Regions from separate parts of the Homo sapiens genome. Here region 2 is linked to region 1. Evidence: chromatin loops called from intact Hi-C (ENCODE). Cell type or tissue: PC-9. All regions are shown on one strand. Links, peaks and the distances in the headings refer to the core of each region. The heading gives the core; the rest is flanking DNA.

What was found. A loop is a pair of places that touch in the nucleus more often than their neighbours do. Peaks named below come from ENCODE experiments on the same cell type or tissue, not always from the same donor. Only the 100,000 strongest peaks of a DNase experiment are listed, where the experiment ranks them.
Region 2: it touches region 1 in a loop (15-fold over the local background); 2 of 110 quality-filtered maps call a loop at or near these places.

What each region holds. Positions count from the first base shown.
Region 1 is chr16:57,699,933-57,710,449 of GRCh38, reverse strand. It overlaps DRC7 (dynein regulatory complex subunit 7), which reads right to left. Exons shown (of 19, transcript NM_001289162.2): 5 at 10,180-10,305; 6 at 8,320-8,514; 7 at 5,416-5,574; 8 at 2,772-2,990. Among named protein-coding and RNA genes, the nearest start is that of DRC7, 10 kb to the right of the region's middle. In PC-9, for the core only: no CTCF peak of the experiment used is centred there; no DNase peak of the experiment used is centred there.
Region 2 is chr16:57,757,007-57,765,766 of GRCh38, reverse strand. It overlaps KIFC3 (kinesin family member C3), which reads left to right. Exons shown (of 20, transcript NM_001130100.2): 11 at 127-308; 12 at 1,520-1,624; 13 at 3,497-3,627; 14 at 4,231-4,354; 15 at 4,596-4,725; 16 at 4,812-5,041; 17 at 5,351-5,485; 18 at 5,931-6,039; 19 at 6,614-6,642; 20 at 6,858-7,550. The coding sequence ends at 6,618. KATNB1 (katanin regulatory subunit B1) reads right to left here. Exons shown (of 20, transcript NM_005886.3): 20 at 8,523-8,760. Among named protein-coding and RNA genes, the nearest start is that of MIR6772, 11 kb to the left of the region's middle. RefSeq lists a silencer at 8,308-8,457 and enhancers at 8,256-8,550, 8,139-8,760. In PC-9, for the core only: no CTCF peak of the experiment used is centred there; DNase peaks (open chromatin) are centred at 762 and 1,316; H3K27ac peaks cover 545 bases.

The sequences.
Region 1 (10,517 bases), core at 8,018-10,517:
GATAACATAATTATCTGTATAAACATTGATGGAATCCACGCAAAGGCTATTAGGGCAAATAAGTGAATTTGGGAAGATTTCAGGATAGAAGATCAATATGTAAAAATCAACTGCATTTCTATTCACTAACAAAGAATAGTCAGAAGGTGAAATTTAAAAAAATCATAGCATCAAAAAGCGAAATATTTAGGAATAAATCTGACAAAAGATGTGCAAGAACTGTACACTGAAACCTACAAAATGTTGCTGATAGAAATTTTAAAAGACTTAAATAACTGAAGAGAGATACCATGGTTCATGGGTGAAAAATTCAATATTGTTAAGAAAACGGTTCTCTCTCAATTGATCTATGGATCCAGTATAATCTCAACCACAATCTTCTTTTTGGGGCCCGGGACAGTGGTTCAAGCCTGTAATCCCAGCACTTTTGGAGGCCAAGGTGGGTGGCTTGCTTGAGACCAACCTGGGCAACATTGCAAAACCCATTTTTTGTCTCTATAAAAAATACAAAAATTAGCTGGGCATAGTGGCACATGCCTGCAGTCTGTAGTCCCAGCTACTCGGGAGGCTGAGGTGGAAGAATTGCTTGAGTCCAGAGGTTGCAGTGAGCCGTGATTGCATCACTGCACTCCAGCCTGGTCAACAAAGGAAGACCCTGTCTCAAAAATAAAAATCTTCTTTTGGGGTGATGAAAAAATTCTGGAATTAGATAGTGGTGATAGTTGCACAATCTTGTAAATATACTAAAAGCCACTAACTTGTGCACTTTAGTGGATTTATGTTATGTCAATTACACCTCAATTTTAAAAAGGGGGGAACACAATCAGTCTAATTTACCACTTAATAGAAGAAAAAATTATGATCATTTAATAGATGAAAAAAACATTTGATATAAACAAATTTTGTTTGATTAAAAAAAAACCTGCTAGTGAACTGAGAAAGAAATCCCTTAGTTAAATAAAGGGTAGCTAGCTATAAAAACCCTACAGTCAAGATAAACATCACACAAATAGTGAAATGTTATGATACTAAGGCGTTACTTGTGAATCAGGACTGAGACAAGGATGTTCAGAATCCCCACTTCAATTTGACATTATACTGGATGTACTAACCAGAGAAATAAAACAAGAAAAAGAAATGAAAAAGTATAAGGATTAAAAATGAAGAAACAAAACGGCCATCATTCAGCTATAGAACTGATTGTATATGCAGAAAACCCCAAAGTCTTTACAGATTAATTTTTAAAATGAATAAGCAGGTTTAAAACTTACTGGATATGTGAACAGTTTGCAAAAAGCAATTGCTTTTTTTTTTTTTTTTTGAGACAGAGTCTTGCTTTGTCGCCCAGGCTGGAGTGCAGTGACGCAATATAGGCTCACTACAACCTCCGCCTCCCAGATTCAAGCAATTCTTCTGCCTCAGCCTCCCAAGTAGCTGGGATTACAGGTGCCCACCACCACACTTGGCTATTTTTTGTATTTTTAGTAGAGACGGGGTTTCACCATGTTGGCCAGGCTGGTCTTGAATTCCTGACTTCAAATGATCCACCCTCCTCAGCCTCCCAAAGTGCTGGGATTACAGGTGTGAGCCCCCACACTCAGCCAAAAATCAATTGCATTAAATAAAACCACAGTGCAATACCATTACATGTCCACTACAATAGCTAAAATGGAAAAGAAAGTATCCAGTATTGGCAAGGATGTGGATGGAGCTCTGAGAACCCTCATACATTGCTGGTGGGAGTGTAAATGGATGCAATCACTTGAGAAATCGGGCAGTATCTACTAAAACTGAGTATGTGCCCACCCTGTGACTCAGCGATTCCACCCCTCAGTAGTTACCCAACAGAAATGTGTGTATGTGTTCACTGAAATATATGTATACAAATATTCATGGCGGCATTATTCAAAATAGTCCCAAACTGGACACAGTCTCAATGTGCAACTGTAGAAAGGACAAATAAGTTCTGGTGTATTCAAATAATGGAAAGTAATAAAAAATGAAAATGAACAAACCACACAAAAAACCACAATGAATTTCATAAACATAATGAGTGAAGGAATCCAAGAGTAAGAGTATTGAATCACTGTGTGATTCAACTGATGTAAACTCCAAAAACAGATGAAACTAATGGATGTCGTTAGAAGTCAAGATAGTGCTTAACTCTGGGGACGATGGTAGGGTTGGTGGCCAGGAGGAGACATGAGGGGGCTTCTAATGGTCCTGGCTACACAGGTGTGTTCAGTGTGTGATAATTCAATGGTATGTACACTTAGGATTGTGACCTCCTCTGTACCCTCTTGTAGGCGCGTGTGTGTACCAGTGCCACATACGTGAGTTAAAAATACATTTGGAGGAAGATAGTAATTGTGCAAAGGGACTTTGTGGGGTTTGGGCAATATTCTATTTCTTGGTCTGGGTGTAGGAAACCAAGGTGTGTTAAATTTGTGGGATTTCACTGAACTGTATGTATGCATGGGATGAGTGTACTTTTCTGCATGTAGGTTACACTTCAATATAGAGTTTTTAAAAAATGCATTCAAACAATCCACACTTTAGAAGGATACACAAATCAGGAGAGACAATAATCGTATCAGAATGGTTATTCATGGGCAAGGGAGTGGGCCATGGAGACGCAGCTATGGAGAAGGTTCAAAGCCCTCGTGGCCTGGTGTCTCGCTCTCCCCAAGGTCTGGCTGCCATTGCTTCCCTCTATTCCTATCACCTGCACTGTGCCTGCCACACCCACCCAGCTCCCCCTCCCTAGGCACCTTGCAGCAGTTCCAGCAATCCTGCATGTTGATCCAGTAGTTCTTGTGGTTCCACAGGCTTTCGATGCCCAGGAAGTGCTCATCCTGGGTGCTGTAGCTATGTCCTGTGAATGGGTCGATGAAGAAGTTCTCAGGCACCTCGCGCTTCCCCGATAGCACAAGGACCCAGGAGTGCACCCGCAGGCCGTGCAGGGCATCCGGCTTTGCCTTCTCCGCTTCCTGCCAAGGAAAGGTGGGTGACTACGAGTCAGATGGCTGGAAGAGGAGTGTCAGGGGCCCAGACATCTCCCTGGGGCTGGGGAACCAGCAGGAGAGCTGAGTTCTGATGTAGACTGCACCATCAACCGGAGTGTGACGGCCCATCTCCCCTCCCATCACCCAACCACTGAGCCCATTTGTAAAATCAAAACAATGGGAGAGTCTGACTAGATCTGTGGTTTACAAATCGGACTCTTTGGGGCACTGGGCATCTGGGGGTTACCGGCTTTATATGTTATGACTTTGGGTGAGGTTTCATCCACAGAAAGGAAATGGGAGACCAAGTACCTTTCTTATCTGCCTCCCTCTGAGAGAACTGTGACTGTCTTGTTGTTCATTGTTATGTATAAATAGGTCTGGACCAGAAAAGAAGCTCAAGGAATACTCTATGGAAGGAAAGGAAAGAAGGGAGTGGGGAAAGAGGATTGGAGGAAGGATAGGAGTGTGGAGTTGGAAGAAGAGATGGGAGATGGGTAGGAGGATGGCTGGCAGGATGGATGAGAGGACTGATGGCAGGAAAAATGGATAGGAGGATGCATGGGAGGAGAGAGGGGAGGATGGATGGATGGGAGGATGGGTGGATGGGAGGATGGATGGATGGGAGGATGGGTGGATGGGAGGATGGATGGATGGGAGGATGAGTGAGACAATGGATGGATGGGAGAACAGTGGGTAGGAGGGTGGATGGATGGGAGGATGGACGGATGGGAGGATGGGTTGGAGGAGAAATGGAAGGAAGGATGGATGGATCGGAGGATGGTGAGAGGATGGATGGGAGAATGGATGGGAGGATGGACGGATGGGGGGGTGGGTGGGAGGATGGACGGATGGGAGGATGGGTGGATGGGAGGATGGATGGATGGGAGGATGGGAGGATGGGTGGATGGGTGGATGGGAGGGTGGGAGGATGGATGGATGGAAGCATGGATGAGAGGACGGATGGATGGGAGGATGGATGGATGGGAGGAGAAATGGGAGGATGGATGGATGGGAGGATGAGTGGGACAATGGATGGATGGGAGAACAGTGGGTAGGAGGGTGGATGGATGGGAGGATGGACAGATGGGAGGATGGGTTGGAGGAGAAATGGAAGGAAGGATGGCTGGATCAGAGGATGGTGGGAGGATGGATGGGAGAATGGATGGGAGGATGGATAGTTGGGAGGATGGACGGATGGGAGGGTGGGTGGGAGGATGGATGGATGGGAGGATGGGTGGATGGGAGGATAGATGGATGAGAGGATGGGAGGATGGGTGGATGGGAAGATGGGTGGATGGGAAGATGGGAGAATGGATGGATGGAAGCATGGATGAGAGGATGGATGGATGGGAGGATGGATGGATGGGAGGCAAAATGGGAGGATGGATGGATGGGAGGATGGGTGGATGGGAGGATGGATGGATGGGAGGATGGTGGGAGGATGGATGGATGGGAGGATGGTGGGAGGATGGATGGATGGAAGGATGGATGGGAGGATGGATGGATGAGAGGATGGATGGGAGAATGGATGGATGGATGGGAGGATGAGTGGGATGATGGATGGATGGGAGAATAAGTGGGTAGGAGGGTGGATAGATGGGAGGATGGATGGATGGGAGGATGGATGGGAGGAGAAATGGGAGGATGGATGGATGGGAGGATGGATGGATGGGAGGATGGATGGGAGGAGAGATCAGAGGGTGGATGGGAGGATGGATGGATGGGAGGATGATGGATGGGAGGATAAATGGGAGGATGGATGGATGGATGGGAAGATGGATGGATGGGAGGATGGGTGGGAGGATGGATGGATGGAAGGATGGATGGGAGGAGAGATGGGAGAATGGATGGTTGGGAGGATGGATGGATGGGAGGTGGGTGGGAGGACAGATGGATGGGAGGATGGGTGGATGGGAGGATGGATGGATGGAAGGTTGGGTAGGAGGATGGATGGATGGGAGATGGACAGATGGGAGGATGAATGGGAGGAGAGATCAGAGGATGGATGGGAGGATGGATGGATGGATGGATTGGCGAATGGGAGGATGGATGGGAGGGGAGATGGGAGGATGGATGGGAGGAGAGATGGGAGGATGAATGGATGGGAGGGTGTATGCAGGTATATCCCCAGTAAGAGTCTAGAGCAAAGAGGACACCAGAGCTGCCTAGCATAGAATGGGCTGCCCCAGGCAGTACAGTGCCCTGATGTTAGGAGTCCATCATGAGAAGCTGGCTGACCACCAGTGGGAGATTCCTGCAGGGCCAGGTAGAGGTTGGGGGTGATTGTGAGGTGGACCTAGTTGGGGGGTCCATACACACATCCCCTCCATGACCTATGCCTCTTTTCCCATCCCTAGCAGTCCTTTCTCGATAGCTGAGCCCAGGGGATTCAGGGCTGAGGACCCACCATGAGGCGCTCCTCCTCCTCCCTCAGCCGCTTCTTCTCCTGGGCTCTGATCTCCTGCTGCTTCTTCACCTCTTGCTCCTGCTCAAACCTGCTGCACAGGTCCCTGGGGGGTTTGATGGTATACTTCTTAGGCAGCACCTTTTCCTCCTTCTTGATGGTCTGTCACCCAAAAGAAGAGGAAGGGTCAGTGGCCCTGCATCCCCCCTTTACATGTGCAACTCCAAGAGGTGAGACCCGCCCAGCCAGTCCCTCAGACCGGGGGATGGCAGCTACTCCTGTAGCCTGTGGCCTTTCTGGCTCTAAATGCAGCTCCAGCTCCATGACCTTGGGAGGTCCTCTCACTTCTCTGAATCTCAGGTTCATGGTGTGAGAATAATAGGAACTTTCTCCCCAGCCTCTTTCTGAGAAGTAAAGACAGAAAAAATGCCCGAGGGAGGTACCTGTCAGGGCCAGGAGCTCAGGAGGTGTGGCTTTCTCCTCTTCAATCCTCACCACCCATCCTAGCCATGACCTGGGTCTGATCCAGAAGTGGGGAGAATTGTCAGGAGTTGGATTTTTCAGATCTTGTCATCGGAGGGCCTCATATGTTGACTTTAACAGTTTGCTGGGCCAGGAAGGAGAAGAAACCGTGTGTGTGTGTGTGTGTGTGTGTGTGTGTACGCTTGCGTGTCTACAAATGTGTGCTAAGTGGCAAGAAGTATTCCCAGGAAAGAGCACTGCAGAGGCTGCAGAGGTGGGCCTGTGATAGTCATGAAGGAGAAATAGTGAATCTCCAGCGTTTCAAGTTCCCTGAGTCTCCATTTTCCTGCTGTGTGACTTTGGCCACATTATGTTACCTTTTGATTTCATCAACATACTCATCTGTAACATAAAAGTGACAATATCTACCACACTGGGCCATCGTGGGGAGCAACAAGCACAATGGACATGAAAGCGGATTTTAAACCCGAAAGTTCTCTGCATCTGTTTGTTATTGATATAATGTTAATCATTAAGCTTTTGGCTGAGCTGAGAGCTGAGATGCCCGGGTGGGAGCTCAGAGGCTTTTTTTTTTTTTTTTTTTTTTTGGAGCCAGAGTATCCCTCTGTTGCCCAGGCTGGAGTGCAATGGTGCGATCTCAGCTCACTGCAACCTCCACCTTGCAGGTTCAAGCGATTCTCCTGGCTCAGCCTCCCGAGTAGCTGGGTTTACAGGCATGCACCACCACACCCAGCTAATTTTTATATTTTTAGTAGAGACGGGGTTTTGCCATGTTGGCCAGGCTGGTCTGGAACTCCTGCGCTCAAGTGGTCCACTTGCCTCAGCCTCCCAAAATGCTGAGATTACAGCCTCCCAAAATGAGCCACCGTGCCCAGCCAGAGGCTTTTGAAGCCAAAAGCCATGGCGGAGCTCGTGCTCCATCTTCTCTTGGGGAGGTGGGCCTGAGAGAGCAAGGCTCTTCTTGTGCTTCCCCTTCTGTCTCGCCCTTCTCCCACCAGAGCACCCACCCTGGGGTCCCTGGGTGCTCACCCAGGTATAACCCAGGTACACAGTGATCCTGCTGGATGCCTCAGGTCCCTGGATCCCCATCTCCAAGCTGCGGACACCCACAGGAGCCTGACCCTGATCCCAGAGTCCTGGAATTAATCCACCTCATGAAGAGCATTTTCTGTCTGTAGCATGACTATTTTCTAAATGTAAAGAGATGCATTTGTGATTCTGATATTCATTCCAGAGTATTTCTTGTGTCTGTAGCAGCCTGTGGTCCTTATGGAGATCTTAATGAGCAGATCTAAAAACACAGCCACCAGCCACTGAACAGTTGGTGATTTTTTTTTTTTTTTTTTTTTTTTTTGCTATTAAAAAGGGGCCTTGAGGGCCAGGCACGGTGGCTCAGGCCTATAATCCCAGCACTTTGGAAGGCTGAGGCGGGAGGATTGCTTGAGTCCAGGAGTTCACGACCAGCCTGGACAACATAGTGAGAACCTATAAAAAACAAACAAAATTAGCTGGCCGTGGTGGTACTCGCCTGTAGTCTCAGCTACTTGGGAGGCTGAGGCAGGAGGACGGCTTGAGTCCAGGAGGTTGAGGTTGCAGTGGGCCGAGATCATGCCACTGCACTCCAGCTTGAGTGACAGAGTGGAAGAGACCCTGTCTCAAAAAAAAAGCAGGCTTTTTACCTCGGGAGTGTGGGACTGAGAACCAAATGTCTGTTCACTTGTCTGTTATTTTTTATTTCTTTTATTTATTTTTTGAGATGGAGTCTTGCTCTGTCACCCAGGCTGGAGTGCAATGGCGCAATCTCAGTTCACTGCAGCCTTTGCCTCCCGGGTTTCAAGTGATTCTCCTGTCTCAGCCTCCTGAGTAACTGGGACTACAGGCACATGCCACCATGCGTGGCTAATTTTTTTGTATTTTTGATAGAGACAGGGTTTCGCCATGTTGGCCAGGCTGGTCTCGAACTCCTGACCTCAAGTGATTTGCTCGCCTTGGACTCCCAAAGTGCTGGGATTACAGGCATGAGCCACCGCACCTGGCCTATTTTCTTATATAAAAATGGCTGGCTGGATTTTTATCAAATGCATAGGGTAAATTTGGAATCGTTTGACTTAAGATATAAGCTATGTGGCATTCATAAAATTTACCAAGCAGGGAGCATAGTAGCTGAAAACTGAGTTACAACAGACAGAGAAGAACAGCCAGCTTGGAAAACTGGGCTGGATGTGTTAAGACACCGAGGACATAAATCACTGGTGGTTTGAAATATGAACTCCAGGGCAGCGGAAGGGCTGGTGGTGAGGGATCTGTGTCCGCGTGGCCAGGGCTGGGGATGAGGCGGCAGTGATGGACGTCTCTAAGGATGGCACGACAGCACCGGGAATGTTCATCCTTTGGGAAACCCGGGCAGCTCAAGCCCGACCATACCTCCTTGGGCTTCACAGTGAGTGGGCACACCTCCCGCGTCAGGTCCATGTGGCACAGGTCCAGCGAGCCGTAGCCGTTGACGCAGTAAGCATCATAGCCAGAGCCGATAAGCATGGAGCAGAGCAGCGTACTGAAGTCAAAGCAGTTCCCCTTCTGGTACTTGAGCACAGTGGTCGAGGAGTACAGGTGCGAGGGCTGGTCACAGTGGGACGGTCAGCACAGCTGGGGCCCCGCTGCCCCAGCCTGTCCTCCCCACCGGTCACAGCCCACCACCTGTCAGGGTGGGGAGCCAGGACCAATGCACAGGCTGGACCTGCTTTGGGCCCCTAACCCTTGTGGGGTCAGGGAGCCTGCTAAGAATGGAATGACAACCAGACACCATGCCATTCACATTTGCCTGTCATTTGAAGGGGCTATGGACTTCCTGATAGGGGGAAACCTTCTGGACTGTAGGAGTGTCTGATCTAATGCCCTCTGACTGGTAAGTTTACTGTTTTGCTCCAATGCTCCCCCTTCCTTCGATACCCACCTTTCCTCCTCCTCCCTTTATCAGTTCTCCACTGTTGACCTTGCCCTTTCTTCCTCCCTCCCTCTATTCTGAAGGAGAAGCTGACGAATTTGGTCAGAAGCCCAAAGATGGGGTTAGGGCCACGGGCAGCCGGGCCTCCCCTCTCTCTTTCCTGTACCGCTTGAAGCCATGGCAGGGAAGCTCTGAATGCAAAGGAGAAAAGAGGTGGGAACCAGAAGCCCAGGCTTGCTGTGTGTCCTCAGGCAAGTGGCTGTCTCTCTCTAGGCCTGTTTGCCCTTAGGGGCCCTGAGAGGCTGTACCCTGAGCCTGGCTGAGCTTCCTTTTCCCAGACCGTGCCTGACATCCCATTGAAGGAAATCATGTACACAGTGATCCGTTTCCAAGGCAAAGTGCCTTGAATAGGCTTAGGTCAGCAAACTACAAAAACCCCAGGATATACTAGGCCCCTGCTTGAATAGCCAATGCCTGTTTGTCAGCCTTCTCCTTCCTCCCCCTTACCTACCGCCTTAGTTGCCCTCACTCAAACCAAAAAAGTTTAGCCTAAGATAAAAGTTTACTAGTCTGCAAAATAGCTCGCTTTGTCTGTTCTTATCAGCCTGCCCAGCTACTCAGGTCATAAGTCAAATACTTAAAGAGCCCCTGAGCTAACTAGGATTGCAATGCATTGTGGGTTGCAATAAAATGCTGCAAAACAACCCTAGAAAAAACACCTAAAGCCCCTGCCTAACAATCAATAGGCGATGTCTGGGAAGATTGTGACCCCATAGTACTCAGCCTGTGAGGAACCAGGGGAGGGACCTGCGCACTAGGGGATAAACTGCTTGTTAAAACTATGCTGGGTGTGTCTGCCTATCAGACACCCAATCTTGCAAGACCATCATTAAAAGTCTCACTTTCGCTGTTCTCCAGGTCTCTAAGTCCATTCTTTTTTTTTTTTTTTTTTTTGAGAGAGTTTTTTGAGAGTTTTGCTCTTATCACTCAGGCTAGAGTGCAGTGGTGCCATCTTGGCTCACTGCAACTTCCGCTTCCCAGGTTCAAGCGATTCTCCTGCCTCAGCCTCCCCAGTAGCTAGGATTACAGGCATGTGCCACCACGCCCTGCTAATTTTTGTATTTTTAGTAGAGACGGGGTTTCGCCATGTTGGTCAGGCTGGTCTCAAACTCCTGACCTTGTGATCTGCCCGCCTTGGCCTCCCAAAATGCTGGGATTACAGGCATGAGCTACCACGCCCGGCCTCTAAGTCCATTCTTTGGGTTTGGATGGGTGAGTTTGTTTCTCACACCATCTTAGTCCTGGTGGGCTCAGGCATGCAGCCTGTGAGTGGTGCTTACCGGCTTGAGAGGGTCAGGCAGGGGCACCATGGTGAGGAAGTCGGAGACAAACTGGGCACAGCTGTCCCAGTTGTAGAGCTCGGGGTAGGGCATCAGTGTGGGCCGGAGGGTTGTGCTCACGAACTTCTGCAAGGAGAGAGATGGTGCCAGTGGGGTCAAGGCAATAAGAACTTGTGAGATCAAGCTTGGGGCCTTCCTTGAATCCACAGGGGGACCCTAGAGGCCTGAGCAAATGCAGGAGGCCAGGCCCACATGACCTGGGGTGGCAGAGCAGCCCTTGGCTGGGAAGGTGATGCCCAGATCTGGCACATGGCAGCCATCAGTGGCGCAGTGGCAAT
Region 2 (8,760 bases), core at 1-2,500, 63 kb before region 1:
TAGGGGGCTGTGCTTAAAAGTCAGGGGACTCCTAGGTCAACTAGTCTGCCTGGGACACCAGTGGACCAGAATGGAGACTGGTCTTGACATGGCCTGGACCCATTTCCCCATCCCCAACCAATCCAGGGAACATCCGAGTGATTGCTCGTGTCCGGCCAGTCACCAAAGAGGATGGGGAAGGACCTGAGGCCACCAATGCTGTGACTTTCGATGCCGACGACGACTCCATCATCCACCTGCTGCACAAGGGCAAGCCTGTGTCCTTCGAGCTGGACAAGGTCTTCTCCCCACAGGCCTCGCAGCAGGACGTGAGTGTGGCCCCATGCGGGAAAGGGAAAGCAAGGGAGAGAGGGAAAGATGGACTCACAGGGAGCGGGGGCGCTGGGCAGGAAGAAGCGTTAAGAGTGGGGGGTGCAGGAATCAGAAGTGGGGAGCCAGGGTCCTGCTCCTTCCTCTGGAGGACAGAAGAGGGTGGGAAGTTAAGACTGAAGCCCTTGAAAGCCTCCTTAGGAAGGAGAGATCCAGACACAGCCCATCCCCTCCCATGGCTGTGGTTCCTCCCGTCCCCAAGGCCCCTTCTACCGTGTGGCCCCGCCCACCCTTGAGGCCCTTCCCACTATCGTAACTCATTCCATTCTCTCAGCTGTGGCTCCTCCCACCATGTGGCCCCTCCTATATCCACAGCCCCTTCCACCACATGGCCTCACCCACAGCCCCTCCCACCACCATGGCTTTGGGTCCTCCCATTCAGGTGGCCCCTTCCACTGCATGGCCCTGCCCACTCCCAAGGCCCCTCCTACCATCACAGCCCATCCCACCCTCATGCTGTGGCTCCTCCCATCTGCATGGCCCCACCCACCCTCAGGCCCCTCCCATCTTCCCACCATGTGGCCTCACCCACTTTCAGGCCCCTCCCACCATCACAGCCCCTCCCACCCCCATGGCCACCCACATGGCCCCATCCATCTTCATGACCCTGCCCATCTTCCCCATCCGGGAATACCCTCCTGTATCAGTCCCCTGGGCCTTCCTAGGAATCCCCCAACCCCCTGAGGCTGTATGAGAACCATGTGTTCTCAGTGTCCACTCTTCCCTTATCTCTGCCCAGACCAACCTGCCAGCCCTGCCAGGCCTGTGCCCTCCTGTTCTCATGTCTGGTTCTATCTTTGCCCCCATCCTCTGATGGCTGGCAGGCAGGCCCAGGCCAGAGAGGCCCCAGGCATGTGCTGGCCTCCACCTTCCTTGTGCTGAGCACTCTTTGAGAGAGAGCAGGAGGAGCTGGGGGAAGGGCAGCAGGCACTGGCCTGTCTTCCCTGCAGTCTTTGGGCGGCCCGGTTGCCCACTACTGTCTAATGTATGACTCATGAGTCACGAATCATTGTGAGCTGAGTGACTGCAGTAACACGTGATGTGGTGTTGCTGAAGGACAGCATGGTTGGGGAGGTGGCTGGACTTGTAGCTGGTGGTCCCAGCGGCCCTGGAAGCCCCCCCACCAGCCTCCCTCCCACCACCCTCCCAGGTGTTCCAGGAGGTGCAGGCCCTGGTCACCTCTTGCATTGATGGCTTCAATGTCTGCATCTTTGCGTACGGCCAGACGGGCGCCGGCAAGACGTACACGATGGAGGTGGGTGCTGCCCAATGGGGTGGGGGTTCACAGTGAAGCATGAAGGGAATGCGGGCTCCCTCATTGGTCTTGGGGTATTGTGCAGTGTGTGTTTTGCCTCATTTGGTCCTCACAACCCAGGAGCAGAGGCTGTAGTTATCTGTGTTAGCCCTGAGGCACCAGGCCTTAAGAGGGGGCCCCCTTGCCCAAGGGCACCCACAATGGGCCCAGCAGGACTGGGAGAGAGGCAAGGGGGGACTATCATCACAGGGATCTCGGCTTGGGGACAGAGTCTGGGGCAGGCCACCGACCTCTCTCAGGACCAGGGCTGCATTTCACCTTGAGTGTGCACTGCACACTCCTGCTTTACCGCTGCCTTGGGCCGGGCCTGGGGGATCTGGGATGAGTGGCGGGTCTCAGTCCTCAAGGAGATCCCAGGGCAAGACTGGCATATGAAGGCTGTTGTGGGGAGCCCAGCTCTTGCCGGTGGTCCCTGGGGCCAGGCCAAGGCTTCCTCTCCCTGCTCGTCACCGGCACCCTCCCAGGTGTGGTGGAGCAGGTGGCAGGCCAGGGAGAGGGGCGTTGAGACTAGGAAGGATCTTGACTGTGGGCAGAGGGCAGTGGAAAGCTAGCCCTGGCTCTGAGGGGTGCTGTGGGATTGATTCCCTAGGTCAGGAGGAGGCCAGGTGGTGTGGCGTCTGGACAGGGGAAGGGGCTAGCCAGGCCTGCTGGGCGGCCCTCTTATTTCCCATCTGGACTCTGCTGTTCCCTCGATTCTGGGACTGGTGAGACTAGTTAGTGGGGGCAGGCCAGGCCAGGCAGGAGGAGGAAGGGGATGTGTGCGGCATCCTCTGGGCTCCCCGCTCTGCTTTGGGATTGCTTAGTGTTGAGGTGACCACCAGGAACATCAGAGCGTTCATCCTCAAGTGTATCTGCTGATGCATAAGGTGTATCAGGCATCGTGCCAGGCACAGCTGTGACCCAAACAGTCCCTGCCCCCACAGAGGGCCCTCCCCACAGGGCCAACCTGGCTGTGGGGAGACAGCAGGGTCTACACAAATCAGCAAGTGTCCTGTCAGGCCAGGGAGAAAAATAAAGCCAGGAATGCGGAACTGACTAGGGGGAGGGACAGGGCATTTGGGGGTGCTGGGCGAAGGAGCAGCCTCCCTGAGGGGGCATCTTGGGAGCAGCCTCCCTGAGGGAGATGACGGAGCCGGCCAAGGGGCGGTCAGAGGAGTACCCGGGGCAGAGGGAGCTGCAGGGCTGAGGCCAAGAGGCCAGAGCATGCCAGGGGCACCTGAGGCCCAGCCAGGAGGCCCCTGTGGCCGGAATAGAGAGTGAGTGAGAGGTGCTATCAGAAGAGGGGTGAGGGCCAGGCTCCCAGGGCCTCGAGGTCCCGGGTGGGGACTCCAGGTTTCCTTCTAGAAAGGCCGGCCCACCCGTCCTTCCCCAGGACACTGGCCCGCTCCTCCTTGTGCCTCCTCTCTACCACCCACAGAGCCCAGGTCTCAGCCTCCCTGAGACTGAGCGCCTTTCTGGGCAGTGGCGGGGTCATTCATTTCCAGTGCCCCTCCCAGGTGGCCCCACAGGGCCAGGCATGCATCTGGCCCTCAGCTGCCCTGTGTGGGGTCTGGGCCAGGCCCCTCATCCCAGTGCTGCACTATAAGTCTCAGGGTAGTCCTGGCAGGGCGATGCCATTTTAATGGTGGGGAAATAGAGGTGCAGTTGCCCGCAGCTGGTGGAGGGCATTTTGGGGGACAGTGGCAGGTAGGTAAGAGCTTTGGGCAAGGAGGCTTGCTTGTGAGGGGTAGTCAAGGGGCTTTGGGGACAGACACCACACGAGCGTCTTTGGGGACAGGCCTGGCTTACTGGGGCCTTTCCTTCTGTCCCCAGGGGACCGCTGAGAACCCAGGTATCAACCAGCGGGCCCTGCAGCTGCTCTTCTCCGAGGTGCAGGAGAAGGCGTCTGACTGGGAGTACACCATCACCGTCAGCGCTGCGGAGATCTACAATGAGGTCCTCAGGTGGGAGCCCCAGGGTGTGCGGAGCAGGCCTCAGGGGCAGCTTTGGGGTCCTCCGGGGTGGTGCTGGAACGAGGTCCTCAGGTGGGACCCCCAGTATGTGGGGAGCAGGCCTCAGGGGCAGCTTTGGGATCCTCAGGGGTGGTGCTGGAGCAATGGGGGATAGGAAGTGGGGTCTTCCTGAAGGGAGTGTAGGGACCAGATGAGGCCGTCAAGGTGAAGGGAGTGTAGGGACCAGATGAGGCCGTCAAGGGACCTGGCTGCAAGTCCTGACTCAGCCCAGTGGGTTGGATGGTTCTGGGGGGAGGAGGGGCTCTCTCTGAGACCCAGGCAATCCTTGCCCCTACCTGTGGGCTACACCAGGTGGCCATGGGTGAGAGTGGGCAGCTAGGGGCCCTGCCAACAGGGGCTCATTGTATTGTGGAGTGAGATCTCCACGTCTTCAGCTGAATGCGGTGGAGGAGCTGGAGGAGGAGAGATGCACTCAGCTGATGGCTGGAGAAGGCTTCCTGGGTTGGGGGAACATTCCTGGCTGGGGGGCTGGGTGCAGTGCAAACAGCAGCTGGAAATGGGAGGAGGGGGTGACTGTCTCACCTGCCCCTCCAGGGACCTGCTAGGGAAAGAGCCTCAGGAAAAACTGGAGATCCGGCTGTGCCCAGACGGCAGTGGGCAGCTGTATGTACCAGGGCTGACTGAGTTCCAAGTGCAGAGCGTGGACGACATCAACAAGGTGTGGAGGCGGGAGCCCCTGACCACAGCCACACTGCTCTAGAGGACACAACTGGGTTTGAATGTAGGCTCTGCTGTGTCCTAAGCACGCACCCTTGGGCAAGTCCGCACGCCTCTCTGAGCCTCAGTTTCCTCATCTAAACTGCGGAGGGTGGTGCCACTCCTCATGGGTGCTTGGGGCCAGGTGACTCTGAGGACCCCATTCTCAACGCTGTGCCTCTGCCCTCCTCCCAATCCCCCAGGTGTTTGAGTTTGGCCACACTAATCGCACGACCGAGTTCACCAACCTGAACGAGCACAGCTCCCGCTCGCACGCGCTGCTCATCGTGACGGTGCGAGGCGTGGACTGCAGCACAGGCCTCCGCACCACGGGTGAGAGTGGCAGGCAGCCTGGCCTGAGGATCCCCACAACCCCAAGGGGCAGGGCAGGCCTGATCTGGTGGGTGCCTTCCCTGCAGGGAAGCTGAACCTGGTGGACTTGGCTGGCTCGGAGCGCGTGGGCAAGTCGGGGGCCGAGGGCAGCCGCCTGCGGGAGGCGCAGCACATCAACAAGTCGCTGTCGGCTCTGGGGGACGTCATTGCTGCCCTGCGCTCCCGCCAGGGCCACGTGCCCTTCCGCAACTCCAAGCTCACCTACCTGCTGCAGGATTCGCTTAGTGGTGACAGCAAGACCCTCATGGTGGTACAGGTGAGGACCTTGGGTTAGGGCGGGCCAGTCCCTAGCATGTAGGGGCTACGCTAGCAGTGAGACCCAGTCACCCCAGGCTGTGCAAATGGACCTCCCCGCCCCTAGACCTGGCCACACACACCCTGTGTAACTCCCAGTCCCTCCTCTCCACCTTTGACCACAGCACCTCTGCCATGTTGCCTGCCCTCCCACCCCATCCCTCAGGCCTCTCCAGGAAGCCTTCTGACGGCCCCAGCTGTGAGCTCCCTCTCGTGACCCTGTTGCCCCTCCAGCTGGCCCGGGTGGGCAGTGAGCTCTCGTGTCCCCTAGGTGTCCCCCGTGGAGAAGAACACTAGCGAGACGCTCTATTCCCTCAAGTTTGCTGAGAGGGTGCGCTCTGTGGAGCTGGGGCCTGGGCTACGCAGGGCAGAGCTTGGGTCCTGGTCAAGCCAGGAGCATCTAGAGGTACGGGGACTGTCACAGGCCTGGCTCAGGTGGCCCTGGGTCAGAGACTTTGGGTCATGGCAGGAGCAGGGAGCTGGGCGGGGACGTCCTGAAGCAGTGGGGGCAGGGAAGCTGCCGGAGTTGGGTGGAGCTACGGCTGGAACCCACAGCCAGCAGCCTCTTCAGTACAGGTATTTCTTCTTGGCCTCGGAGGTTCCTGTGGGGTGACGAGCTGGCCGTGGGGGTGGCACATAGTAGATGCTCAGTGGTAACTAGTTGACTTCTTTACATGAATTATCTCATTTAATTCTTGCCATAACTGAGGCTGGGGCACAAACATCATGCCCATTTTGCAGATGAGGAAACTGGGTGTTAGGAGGCAGGGCAGGGGAGTAGAGAGAAGCACAGCAGGGTGGGGAGCCAGGGCAGCCGTGGCCCCCGCCCATCCGCCCTTCCCTGCTCACAGTGGGAGCCGGCTTGTCAGACGCCACAGCCCTCGGCACGGGCCCACTCAGCCCCCAGCTCTGGGACCAGTAGCCGCCCTGGATCCATCCGGAGGAAGCTGCAGCCCTCGGGTGAGCCTGGAGTGGCAGTGTGGGTGGGGAGTCTCCCCAGGGTAATAGTCACCAGGCTGCCCTTACCTGGATGGGCTTTCTCTTTTCTTTCCTTTTTAAAAAGTTCTTACACCTTCTCCAGAACCTGTTTTACAACCTCCCCTGCCCCCAGGCAGTAGTCAGGGCAGACAGTGCTGTGTCCGTTCTGCAGGTGGGAAATGGAAGGTCTGTGGGAAGGGGGCAGTGTAAGGAGACCCCAGCCTCTCAGCCGGGGGTGCTGACTCTACCCTGGGACCCTGCTCTCTGAGCATGGGCTGGCTGAGCCTGTGCAGTAAGCCCCCTCCAGAGCAGCCCCTGCAGCCCCCTCCCTGTGCCTCAGCTGCCCCGGGGGTAGAAAGGGCCGGGCTTGCCTACCTCCTAGGTGAGGAGTGAGCCCCGCCACAGGACCGGGACCCAGGGCTCCAGCCCCTGTTTAGCCCAGATCATGGGAGGGCCTGGCCCATCCTTGAGTCCAAAGGGGTAGCAGCAGCAGGGTCTTGTGGGGTACTGGCCCAAGGCAAGCCCACCAGTGAGACGCCTGTCACTTTGATTTCAGCCTGACGGCTGGGGCTGCAGAGTCTCTAGGTGAGTGTGGGGCCTGTGGCCCAGGGCTGCCCGCCTGCCTGCCCGCAGTGGGTTGCAGGGCTGCGCTGGGACGTTCTGCTGTTCAGAGCTGGGTCTAGCCCCTGCTGTCGCTTGTCTATGTGCTTTTGCTGGGTTCCCTCCTGCTCTCGGTGGCAACTGCTGTGGGCTGCCGGTGGGCAAGTGGACAAGAGGCTGATGATCTCATGCCCCTGCAGGGAAGTCGCGGCCACTGCCTGTGTGACGGATGTGACCCCGCTGGGCCTGAAGCTGGGCCCTCACTGGCCTGTCCCTGCTGCAGCGCCAGGACCCCCGGAGGTAGAGGCGAGAGTGGAGGCTCTTCTTCTGCCCCGTCTCCCCTCAAAGATGAGAAACATGTTCAGAAGGAAACGGTGTCTCTCGGCTGTGGCTCTGAGTGCAAATTGCATGGGCGGAAAGGCGGGGGTGGCTGCTCTTCCTGGCAGGCCTGGGCCATCAGCGAACTGGGCCCCGTGAGGAGGGCGGGAGTGTGGAGGAGGGTGGGCCTCTCACCCAGGCTTTCTCGGCCCCTCTCCTCAGCTTGCAGAGCTGGCCAGCCCCCTCCTTAGGGGGTGGGCGAGGAGCCTCTGGGCAGACCCAAGAACCATGGGGACTGGGGTGGGTTGGTGGCACCAATGGCAGCCCTCCCCGCCCCTCTCCTTCAAGGAGGGTTCCCGCAGCTGGGGGGTGTGCGGAGGCGCATGGCCTCCCGCCACGGGGCCGTGCTGTGTTTATGGCTGGCAGAGGCAGCCAGCGGGTGGGGGATTCTGCTGCTCGCTCACCTGCCTGGCTCGCTGGTCTCTCGAATTTTCTTCCCTCTGAAATCCTATTTAAGAACTTTTGGAAGCTTAGCCATTTTTACTTATTAAAATAAAAGAAGCCTTTTTACACAAGTATGGTCTGAAAAAGTTGGTCTGTGAGCCCCTCTTGGTCTGATTAGGGGGACGGGGCACTGGCAGGTCTTGTGGACTCCCCCGCTGGCTGGTCACCCCACAGCCCTCTGGGATCTGTCCTCTAGGTCAGTTAGGGACATGCGTCCTTAACAAACAACTGGGGGGAGCCTGCGCTGTCCCACCCTGGGTCACTTTCTCTGTTGTTTGTGGTCACAGTCGCCTCATGCGGTACCTACCATGTGCCCACGATAACTGACCTCCCAACAGGGGCATTCCTCCATGTTACTGATGGGAAGGAAACTAAGGCTGGAGAGAGCTTCAAAGGCTATCAAAGCCTTGCCCAAACCATGCTGGGCTTCCAGGTTACTGCTGGGCACCACCCACTGCCCACTCTTTGCCCTGGCCTTTTCCCTCTTCAGTGAACTGGCCAGAGGTCCACGCCACCTTCCTCCAGTGCCGAGGACCCTGACCACCCCGGGGCGGGGCTGTACCTGGTCCCTGCCTTGGGAGCAGGAGGGGGCCCACCTGTCGCAGTGCCCACGGAGCAGGGAGCCCTTTCCCGCCAGCCAGTGCTGGGGACTCCAGCAGGGAGTGACAGCTGATCGGAGCCCTGCTCAGAGGAAGGGGCAGGTGCCCTTCTAGTCCTGCCCCTGGAGGCATCCTGGGGGTGTCCATAAGACAGCTTGAGTGTAGCTGAGGTGGGGAGGAACGGGCTGGTGGGGGCCACCCCTAACCTCAACACCCAGTGGTGGAAGGGTGGTTGCCGCCTCCCCTTCCTTCCCAGTCTGCACTGGCTGAACTGGTGCTGTCCCAGAGGCCTGATTCTCTGCTGCCCCCTGCTGGCCACATGGCCCAGAGCCCCACCCCCGGGCTTGGAGGGGGTGTGGCCTCATCTCAAACCATGGGGCAGGCACTCCTGGGCCCGGGGAGCCCTGTGGCCAGCAGAAAACATTCCCCACAAGGAAACCTGGGAATAGTTACAAATTTAATAAAATTTGCCTTATAAATTACAGCAGCAGCCCCAGGGCTCAGTTCGCTGCCCCAAGAAGCAACAGTTGGGCAAAGCTGGGCAGCTATTGCTGGAGAGAGTTGTCTCAAGAGTTCAGGGCTGTAGAGGTGGCCAGGGACCAGCATCACCTCCTCCAGGACGGCCACAGGACAGCAGCAGGGGCCAGGCAGAGGCTCATGGGCCAGTGGGTGCACAAGGAAC